Linked DNA regions of Homo sapiens: region 1 is linked to region 2. A link is an interaction called in ENCODE POLR2A ChIA-PET data of the cell type or tissue named here. Cell type or tissue: endothelial cell of umbilical vein. All regions are shown on one strand. Each heading gives the region's core, and the rest is flanking DNA. Links, peaks and the distances in the headings are about the cores only.

What was found. Peaks named below come from ENCODE experiments on the same cell type or tissue, not always from the same donor. Only the 100,000 strongest peaks of a DNase experiment are listed, where the experiment ranks them.
Region 1: POLR2A ChIA-PET joins it to region 2 with 14 read pairs; 2 of 35 experiments call an interaction of 5 or more read pairs at or near these places.

What each region holds. Positions count from the first base shown.
Region 1 is chr16:75,049,523-75,052,435 of GRCh38, forward strand. All of the region lies in intron 1 of ZNRF1 (zinc and ring finger 1), which reads left to right. Among named protein-coding and RNA genes, the nearest start is that of ZNRF1, 52 kb to the left of the region's middle. In endothelial cell of umbilical vein, for the core only: no CTCF peak of the experiment used is centred there; no DNase peak of the experiment used is centred there.
Region 2 is chr16:74,602,291-74,605,203 of GRCh38, forward strand. The region is part of intron 1 of GLG1 (golgi glycoprotein 1); the gene reads right to left. Among named protein-coding and RNA genes, the nearest start is that of GLG1, 3.4 kb to the right of the region's middle. In endothelial cell of umbilical vein, for the core only: no CTCF peak of the experiment used is centred there; a DNase peak (open chromatin) is centred at 1,641.

The DNA.
Region 1 (2,913 bases), core at 324-2,823, 450 kb after region 2:
GCAGTGGCTCACACCTGTAATCCTAACACTTTGGGAGGCTGAGATGGGCAGATCACTTGAGCTCCGGAGTTAGAGACCAACCTGGGCAATATGGCGAAACTCCGTCTCTACAAAAAATGCAAAAAACAAATTTCGCTGCTTCTACTTACTTCTGTACAGTAAGACTAGCCCACAGAGTGGTCCTTTGTACCTTCGCCCGGTTTTCTTCAGTGGTACATCCTACATAATTACAGTGCAATAGCAAAATGAGGCAATTGGCATGGGTGCTGTTAGTACCATCCATAGACCATATTCAGATCTCATCACTTTCACATGCACCCATTTGTGTGTGTGTGTGTGTGTGTGTGTGGTTTAGTGCAGTTTCATCATACATATGGGTTTATGTATCCAACATCACAATCAAGATAACTGTTCCACTACCTCACAGATCCCTAATGCTGCCCATTATAGTCATACCCATCTCTCTTCCCTCCTCCCCATCCCTAATACCAGTCAGCCACTAGTCTCTTCTCCAGCTCTAGAATTTCATCATTTCAGTAATGCTATATAAATGGAATCATAGGGCATGTAATCCTTGGGATTGGCTTTCTTCACTTAGCATAATTCTCCAAACTCTTGTGTATTTCAATAGTCTATTCCTTTTTATTGCTAAGTAGTAGTCCATGGTATGGATGGACCACGGTTTGTTTAATCCATCCGAGGACCTTTTTAAAATACTTGTGCCCAGATGCAGTGGCTCACTCCTGTAATCCCGGCACTTGGTGAGGTCGAGGCGGGAGGATTGCTTGACCCCAGGAATTCGAGACCATACTGGGCAACATGGCAAAACCCTGTCTCTACCCAAAATACAAAAATTAGCTGGGCGTGGTGGTGCACACCTGTAGTCCCAGCTACTTGGGAGACTGAGATCAGAGGATGGTTTGAGCCTGGGAGGCAGAGGTTGCAGTAAGCTGAGATTGTGCCACTGCACTCCAGCCTGGGCAACAGAGCCAGGCCTTGTCTCAACAATCAATCAATCGATCGTGTGTTCCTGATATTAAAAAAAAAATAAAAATACTTGTAGCCGCCGGGCACGGTGGCTCACGCCTGTAATCCCAGCACTTTGGGAGGCCAAGGCGGGCGGATCACGAGGTCAGGAGATCGAGACCATCCTGGCTAACACGGTGAAACACCGTCTCTACTAAAAAAATACAGAAAAATTAGCTGGGCATGGTGGCAGGCGCCTGTAGTCCCAGCTACTCAGGAGGCTGAGGCAGGAGAATGACATGAACCCGGGAGGTGGAGCTTGCAGTGAGCCAAGATTGCGCCACTGCACTCCAGCCTGGGCGACAGAGCAAGACTCCGTCTCAAAAAAAAAAAAAAAAAACAAAAAAAAACAAAAAACTTGTAGCCAGGTACAGTGGCTCACACCTGTAATCCTAGCACTTTGGGAGGCTGAAGCAGGAGGATGGCTTGAGCTCAGGAGTTTAACACCAGTGTGGGCAACATGGTGAGACCTTGTCGCTACAAAAAGAAAAAAAAAAAAAACAAAACCTGGGTGTCGTGGCACATGCCTGTAGTCCCAGTTACTCAGGAGGCTGAGGCAGTAGGCCCACTTGAGCCTGGGAGTTCAAGGCTGCAGTGAGCTATGATTGCACTGTACGGGTGACAGACCACCCCCTCCACTACTACCCACCTCCAAATACATCTATTTTTTTTTTTCTGAGACGGAGTCTCACTCTGTCGCCTAGTCTGGAGTGCAGTGGCACAATCTCAGCTCACTGCAGCCTCTGCCTCCCGGGTTCAAGCAATTCTCCTGCCTCAGCATCTCGAGTAGCTGGGATTACAGGTGTGTGCCACCACACCCAGCTAATTTTTTACATTTTTGGTAGAGAAAGGGTTTCCTCATGGTGGCCAGGGTGGTCTCAAACTCCTGACCTCAAGTGATCTGCCCGCCTTGGCCTCCCAAAGTGTTGGGATTACAGGCATGAGCCACCGCATCCAGCCTGCATCTTCCCCTTTTTTTTTTTGGGGGGGACGGAGTCTTGCTGTGTCTCCCAGGCTAGAGTGCAGTGGCATGATCTCGGCTCACTGCAATCTCTACCTCCCGGGTTCAAGCGATTCTCCTGCCTCAGCCTTGTGAGTAGCTGGGATTACAGGCATGTGCCACCACGCCCAACTAATTTTTGTATTTTTAGTAGATATGGGGTTTCACCGTGTTGGTCAGGCTGGTCTCGAACTCCTGACCTCATGATCCACCCACCTCAGCTTCCCGAAGTGCTGTGATTACAGGCATGAGCCACAGCACACAGCCCATCTTTTTTTAAACTATGTTTGTTTAATCATCACAAATCTATTCATCTATCCACTCCTTTATTTATCTATCCACCTCTTATTTTGTACACATTTCAAAGTAAACTATAGACATCTGTATACTTATCTTTAAATATTTCAATATGTACATCATTAACTGGTGTTAAGTATTTCTTTATAGCTTTTCCTCTTGGTGGAAAGTTTACATACAAAGAAATGTACACATTTTAAGTACATGTTCACTGGGTTTTGACAAGTACATGCATCAGCAAAACCCAAAACCCTATCAAGATAGAGAATGTGCCCGGGCGTGGTGGCTCACGCCTGTTTTTCCAGCACTTTGGGAGGCCAAGGCTGGAGGATTGCTTGAACCCAGAAGTTCGAGACCAACTTGGGCAACATGGTGAAACCCCATCTCTACCAAAAATACATAAAAATTACCTGGGTGTGGTGGCGTGCACCTGTAGTCTCAGCTGCTTGGGAGGCTGAGGTGGGAAAATTGCTTGAGCCCAGGAGGCAGAGGTTGCAGTGAGCCAGCATGGCACCACTGCATTCCAGCCTGAGTGACAGAGCCAGACCCTGTCTCAAAAAAAAAAAAAAGAAAAGAAAAAGATAATGTTA
Region 2 (2,913 bases), core at 145-2,644:
AAAGAATTTTTTTATGTTTTTCTTTTTAGTGTCAGAATTACTTGCAAAAGAAAGATTATACATTTAAATACAAAAACAAACAAAAAAAACCTTCTAGTTTTTAAAAAGTATTTATCACAGACATGCTTGAAGTATTTGAAATGACAGTATCTGGGATTTGCTTTTAAATATGCCAGCCTCCCAACCCTGTGCCCTAAAAATAAAAGGGCGGGGCTGGGCGCGGTGACTCACGCCTGTAATCCCAGCACTTTGGGAGGCCGAGGCGGGCAGATCACGAGGTCAGGAGTTCGAGACTAGCCTGGCCAATATAGTGAAACCCTGTCTCTACTAAAAAATACAAAAATTAGCCGGGTGTGGTGGCGGATGCCTGTAGTCCCAGCTACTTGGGAGGCTGAAGCAGGAAAATCGCTTGAACTCGGGAGGCTGAGGTTGCAGTGAGCCAAGATCGTGCCCCTGCACTCCAGCCTGGGTGACAGAGTGAGACTCTGTCTCTCAAAAAAAAAAAAGGGTGGGAACAGTTGAAGCTGGGTGATGTATACCCAGGGACTCATTACCCTATTCTCTCTACTTCTGTGTAAGAAAATCTATGGGGCACGCACAATGGCTCATGCCTGTAATCCAGCAGTTTGGGAGGCCGACGCAGGCAGATCACCTAAGGTGAGGAGTTCAAGACCAGCCTGGCCAAGGTGATGAAGAGGCTGAGACAGGAGAATCACTTGAACCCAGAAGGCAGAGGTTGCAGTGAGCCAAGATTGTGCCACTGCACTCCAGCCTGAGCAACAGGGCAAGACTTCGTCTCAAACAACAACAACAACAACAACAGCAGCAGCAGCAGCAGCAGCCAGGCGCAATAGCTCATGACTGTAATCCCAGCACTTTGGGAGACCAAGGTGGGCAGATCATGAGGTCAGGAGATCAAGACTATCCTGGCCAACATGGTGAAACTCTGTCTCTACTAAAAATACAAAAATTAGCTGGGCGAGGTGGTGCGTGCCTGTAATCCCAGCTACTTGGGACGCTGAGGCAGAAGAACTGCTTGAACCAGGGAGTCAGAGGTTGCAGTGAGCCGAGATCACACCACTGCACTCCAGCCTGGCAACAGAATAAGACTCCGTCTCAAAAAAAAAAAAAAAAGAAAATCTAATCTATGAACATCACAAACTTTTTATTAGAGACGGTGTCTCACTATGTTGCCAGGCTGGTACTGAACTCCTAGCTCAAGCAATCCTCCTGCCTCAGCCTCCCAAAGGGCTAGGATTTCAAGTGTGAGCCACTGCGCCCGGCTGAACACCACAAACTTCTAAGGAACCAAGGTCTCCATCTGAAACTTCGAAATACAAGACACTAGTGGAAAAAAAAAAAGTGCTACTGGCCATTTCAACCAAGAATAAGTAAAGTATTTTAAAATGACTGACAACATCAAGCATGCCTTCCTTATCACATACTAAGCAACAGTATCTTCTCTTTCTTTGGTATTATTACTCCACCTACTAGAACAGCCCAGGGAATATTTTTTCTTTTCTGCCTTACACTTTCTAATTTTTTGTTTTTATTTAAATAACTTGAACTACTAATAATTATACACACACAACTAGGACTACTAACACACCATTACTGGCTATTACATCTATTATTTCATAGTGGACCCATGATATACTTGGCCTTTTTAAAAGCATGACTCATCCGAGAGCGTTAAAAAAAAAAAAAAAGAATCCCAAGGCCAGGCACAGTGGCTCACAACTCTAATCCCAGCACTTTGGAAAGCCCAGCTGGGAAGATCACTTGAACCCGGAATGTGGAGGCTTCAGTGAACTCTCAAACCCAGAAGACTGAGGCTGCAGTGAGCTATGACTGCACCACTGCACTCCAGCCTGGATGACAGAGCGAGACCCTGTCTCCATAATAAAAAATTTTTTTTCAGAAAGAAAAGTTCCATAAGGTTCCAAAAAGCAAAAGTTAAGTTTGACATATGCCAAGTACTACAGTGAATCCACATGAATGAACTGATATGTAGGCACTGTACTAGGTATCACAAGTATTTTAGAGAAGACAAGAATTCGGAAGGGTGTGCACAGATGATATGGAAATACGACACCATTTTATACGGTATAAGGTACTTGAGCGTCCTTGGATTTCAATATCTGCAGGAGGCCTGGAACCATCCTCCAGTGATACCAAGGAACAACTGTACTCATATGCTCTGCCTTTTCATAATTCCAATAATGGGTACGGATAGGAAAATGTTCCCTGCATTTGCATGCAAAGGGACAGAAAAGTACATATATCTATTTCACTATCAAATAGTTCTACTTACTGAACAGCAAATACAAAACATATTCTATACATGTTTCTTCAAATGTGCCTAACTAGTTTACTTCTTTAAGTTATGCTCTTTCAAACACATAGATCAGATTTAATTAACTCCCAGACTAAGCAGAATGAAATTTCCTTTCGCTGTCTTTAAAGAAAAAGAAAATAGGGTGGGGGTGGTGGCTCACACCACTAATCTCAGCACTTTGGGAGCCCGAGGCTGGCAGATCACAAGGTCAGGAGATCGAGACCATCCTGGCCAACATGGTGAAACCCTGTCTCTACTAAAAATACAAAAATTAGCTGGGCGTGGTGGCGCTCGCCTGTAGTCCCAGGTACTCAGGTGGCTGAGGCAGAATTGCTTAAAGCCGGGAGGTGGAGGTTGCAGTGAGCCAAGTTCAAGCCACTGCACTCCAGCCTGGCGACAGAGTGAGACTCCATCTCAAAAAAAAGAAAAGAAGTTTAAAAATAACTCCACCTCCTGAAGAATACACATAGGTGTTCACAGTACTCTTCCTTCATTATTTCTGTATGTAAAAACTGGAGGAAAAAACATTAAATTGGAAATTTGGTCCCTCCACCTCCCCCCAACCCCCCAAAACC